Linked DNA regions of Mus musculus: region 1 is linked to region 2. The links are chromatin loops, found by intact Hi-C in ENCODE. Cell type or tissue: left cerebral cortex. All regions are shown on one strand.

The links. Hi-C counts contacts between places; a loop is a spot of excess contacts. Peaks named below come from ENCODE experiments on the same cell type or tissue, not always from the same donor. Only the 100,000 strongest peaks of a DNase experiment are listed, where the experiment ranks them.
Region 1: a loop joins it to region 2, with 2.9 times the contacts of the local background. A loop is called at or near these places in 3 of 42 quality-filtered maps.

What each region holds. Positions count from the first base shown.
Region 1 is chr5:132,538,407-132,540,906 of GRCm38, forward strand. All of the region lies in intron 1 of Auts2 (autism susceptibility candidate 2), which reads right to left. Among named protein-coding and RNA genes, the nearest start is that of Auts2, 3.6 kb to the right of the region's middle. In left cerebral cortex, no CTCF peak of the experiment used is centred here; DNase peaks (open chromatin) are centred at 1,148 and 2,137; H3K4me3 peaks cover 815 bases.
Region 2 is chr5:133,584,090-133,586,589 of GRCm38, forward strand. Gm36667 (a long non-coding RNA gene) reads right to left here. Exons shown (of 5, transcript XR_868576.1): 2 at 63-245. Among named protein-coding and RNA genes, the nearest start is that of Gm36667, 13 kb to the right of the region's middle. In left cerebral cortex, a CTCF peak has its summit at 1,295 (motif pointing left); a DNase peak (open chromatin) is centred at 1,287.

The DNA of each region.
Region 1 (2,500 bases), 1.0 Mb before region 2:
GAAGGAGAGAGTAGAGAAGCAGGGGCCGGCCATGGCCATGTGGAGTTGGGGGGGGGGGGGGATGGGGAGCAGAGGGGGAGCAAGGGGGCAAGAGGCAAAAGAGAGACAAGAGTGTAAGAGGGTAAGAGCCATACACATGTTCTCAACACACACTTTTATCCAAGCTCAGAGTTGAATTGCCTGCTCCACCTAAGCCTTCACATTTTTCGGTGACGGTTCAGTAAATCTTTCAAATTTAGTGTAGTGAACATCAGAGACTCTCTAACTGTCACTGCAAGCTTAGGTTCAAACCATCCAACATGGACACAGTGTGTTAACAGCCAATATATCTACACTTCGCTCACCACCACTACCCCCACCACCACCACCAAAAAAAAAAAAAAAAAAAAAAAAAAGTAAACATGATTATTTTTATCTTCCAATACATGGTTTTAACAGGTTTATTAGCAGGTTTTTTTCTACAAAATCTGAACTTTCTAAAAAACATAACTCGACAGAATACTAGTGAACTGTTAATTTACTGAGGAGAGATAATGGTACTGTGGGGATTTCTAAAGTCATCTGAATCATTTATATATACTTGAGAGGTTAATGCAGAAATATTTACAGATGTCATCAGAGCAGGTCTGAAAGATGAGAGAGAGCTCAATGAACTACAGAAGGAGCAACATAGGAATTGTAAGTTATGGGCTCTGGGGGTGTTGGGTGCATTGGAGTTTACCCCTACTGTTCCATGTACTTTCTCATACAAAAAAAAAATTTTAATTATACCCTTTATACCAATGCACCATTACATATGTGATATCGTGTGGATACAGAAGTACCATAGCGTTCAGCTAACCAAATCATCCTCAGGTTTTAAATCAAGAAAAGTCTCGGAGAAGTAAGTTGCATCGCAGAAAGAGGTATGGTATTCAAGGTACATCTTGAACTCGGTTGTCTTTAAAGATTATAAATTTTAAGGCTTAAAACAAGACTGGACCAAGAACATTTTCTAGCAAAACAAGTGCAAAATTTTCTTCCATCTCCACCTGAGAAGACATAGATGGCCCCTCTTGCTGACTAAGTGGGGCCACCCAGCAGGGCATGGCAACTACCCAGAGCACAGAACCACTTGTAAGCAGCTTTTTCAAGTCTTTCCTTCACCAACCATAGGCAGCCATACTGAGCCAAAGCCCAGGCAGCATTCTCTCTTAGGAGACATGATGCCACTCCAATGCCCATTTTAAAGCAAGAAAGAGGTCACATTGCAGTACCCATCCACCACTGCAAAGTTCAAAAACACAGTTATAAGCATCCTGACTGGTGACACTCAATACTTGGCACTCAGAGAACCAACTCTAAAATGGATGTTTAAGCCAAATACTAGCATCAAAATCTCTGGTCATCACCAAGGCCAGGATCGCCAGCCTCCCTTCCTTCCTCCCCAACCAGTAGCTACCAGCCACCGGCCACCACCCCCATCCAAAGCACTTTACAGAAATGAACAAGTCTGACAGACAGGAAGACTGCCTTTTTAAAAACACTTAAACTTGACATCCAAACACAGGTCTAGAACCCACAACCTAAACCTGCACAGTCAGTGCACATAAGGCTTATGCTCTCATTAACAAAGCTCAACTTGGCACCCCTGAAACAATAACACAATATCAGCAAAGATAAATAAATAAATTAAATAAATAAATAAATAAATAAATAAATAAAGGGAAGAGAAAAGTTTCTCCACACCATTATGTCAGGTGCCATGAAAGGCTACAAACCAACCATATTTTGGTTTTGTCCTGGATCAACTCAGGAGGCCCTCGGAACCTCCTGTGTATGTGTGGCTGTGTGTGTTGAGGGTGGGGAAAGGGAGGAAGAGGAGGAAAGAAAGCAGTTAAATGTATACACACCAATGACCAATCCCAGCACCAAAGCAAATCTTCCCAGGCAAAGATACTTTTCTGTGACCCTTGGACTGTCTCCCTCCAGCTCCTTCCATCCTACAAACACACACACACACACACACACACACACACACACACACACACCAGGAGCCTCTTAGCAGGCAGGAAAATATGCATTTGAAAAACCAAGGCTGCCTGCAGGTGCCTCAGGAATAAAGACAGACACACAAACACATACACAAAGCCAATCACTTGGGGTGGGGGGCACATACAAAAAAAGGAAAAGAGGGACAACTGGTGACAAGCCCTTCAGCAGCCAGCTAGGATTTTATCTTGCCTCATACCAGCCCTCCCTGGTGTACCTTCTTCTGTCCTTCAACTAAATTGCTCATGTATACACACACACACACACACACACACACACACACACACCAACACAACCCACACGCAAATGTATGTGTGTGGATAATATTGTCATTAACCCTTTCTGCAATATAGCCCCATGCATTATATAAAAAGATATTCCATCCTTTCCTCTTCTCCCCTCCTCCCTCCTTTCTCCCAACAAGGAGAAAACGCCCCCTTCCCCAGCTTCACCAAAAAAAGGGGAGGGG
Region 2 (2,500 bases):
CTCCCTTCTAGCCCACCACCCACCAAAGGTCGTGGAAAAGAAAGGAATCGGGGGAAACGGACCTATTTAGAAATGGTTCTTTGAAGGAAATGCCATCTGCATTGTCAGGAAATCAGCAGTTCAGGTTACAGGTCAGCAACAGCAGCTCAGTCCACTCTGAAACACTTCACAGGCACACCAGCAGTCCAGTTCAATCGTGTTGGGATAGCAGTAGTGGTGTCACGATCTAGCAAGAACAGCCAGGCCTTAGCCAAATCAACACAAGTCAACAGGAGGGGACCAGGAGGGAAGTCAAGAGAAGCTCTGTGCTGTGTCTCTCTCAATGAAGTAAAGATCAGCAAAGTTGGGAAACCAACAAGCGCTGTACTGCTAGCTCTATAAGCAAGCCTTGTTCAGCCTCCATTACTGGCCATTGAGTTCTATTTATACTTCTTCCAAACATCACGTGCACTCCATCAGTCTTGCCTCAGCACATGAGTCTGTCTCAGCTGACATCAGTCTGCCAATCAGCCCAAGTCCGCAGAAACATACAAGAAGTCCAAGAAGCCATAACATACCACCAGAAGTTTGTTGGTCCGTTTCTCTCAATGGAGTCCCCAAAAAGGAGCTCAACCATACAATGTAAGGCAGACCAATACATACATGTCATTAATGAAGAATCGTTCACCACTCATTCTTTTACATGCTTTCATTAGCAAAACATCCTTTCACGTGTGTCTATGTCATAAAATGTTCCTTCCCATGTTTGTCCCAGCAAAACACCATCTGATGATACAAATGACTTCCCAAAGAACCCTTACATTTCTACTTCATCAGGACTAGGCCGCTTATTGTCCAACGGCTGTCACCAAGCTTACTAAAGGAGAAATGGTGATTACATGAGGACTTCCATGACAGACAGCATAAGTTGGTTTTACTGCCTCACACTCAAAACATGCTGAGAGGAACGATCGCCACAAGGAGTAATGTTCTATACGACTTTTATTTTGATTCAGTTTGGTTTTGTTGTTTGTTGTTTATTTTGCTTGTTGGTTATCTGAGATAGGATCTCTCTATGTCATCTGGATTGGCCCATAGCTTGTAGCAATTCTTCGGCCTCCATCACATCCATCAAAATGTAATGCTTTAATTGAGGAAAAGGCCTTCAAAGAACCAGATTTGACCCTCCTCTCTGACATTCATCTCTTGAATTATCTGACCCTTTCACCCAGAACACTGGGTGAGGAGCTCCAGTTTTTCTGTCTGCCTTTGAGCCCAGCTGCCACTATGAGGAAGTCTTGGGCTCCCCCTCGAGGCCAACAGTAAATCTAGGGAAGAAAACTCCAAGAGACACTGCAGGGTCTTAATTGGCTGAGGACAGGAACAGCAGTAGGGAACAAGAACTTGGATAAAGAAATGAGAGTGGTTGGCCCAGGATGTCCAGGCCCTTCTCCTACTGCAGACAAGAGGACATTGCAACGATATCTAAACAAAGTGAGGTAACAGCTGTGAATCTGTGTCTCCTCTTTAGAAGACACTAAAGGGAAAAGGAAGAAGGCAAGGGAAGGAAGGGAAGGGAAGAGAGAGGGCGACAGCTTTCCTGTGTATTCACCTTCTGCTGCTGTGTGCATGATGTTTTTAATCCATAAATCATCATTAAAAGTCTTGCTGTTTTTAATTCCTTCAATAAACTCTAAGGCATAATTCTGTACCTGAGTAAAATCAAAGGCTCAAATTTGTGTTAAAAATGGGATTGGGGGACAGGGGCAGCGCTGGAGAGATAGCTCAGTTGGTAAAGTGTTTACTATGCAAACACAAAGATCTGACTTTAATCCTTAGAAGCCATATAAAAAGTCAGGTATGGGGTGGTATTTGGTAAAAATCCCAGAGCTGGGGCGACAGAGACAGGTAGATCAGGGGACTCACAGGCCAGCCCCAGGTGAGTTCCATGCCAATGAAAAACCTGGTTCACAAAATAAGATGAATAATCTCTGAAGAGCTACATCCAAGGCAATCCTCCAAACACATACATGCACACCTGTTTACACATGAAAATGCACGCACACACACACACACACACGCACACACACACACATTAGTGATATCTGGGTCATAATGTTGGATGCCTATGACCCCAGCACTTGGGAGACTGACACAAGTAAGTCATGAGTCTGAAGCCAACCTAGACTATCTAGAAAGTTTGAGCCTGTCTGGGACACATAGTGAGACCCTATCACAAAATAACTAAGGGTTGGGTGCATAGCTCAGTGGTACCCTAGAGATCCTAAGCCTTGGGTTTAGACCCAGCACTAAAACCAAATAGGTGTGCTCATTAATGGGGTCTTTCTTGTGACTCCTCTTTGTGCTTGTGATCTCCAGGAAAAAAATTCAGATGACACACAGAGATCATTGTATAGATGATTAGGTGTTTGGAGATGGGTAGGTGACTCAGTAGGTCAAGCACTTTCTATAGATTTTTACCACTATCCCCCCTTTAAATGAGACATTTATTATCCCTTTA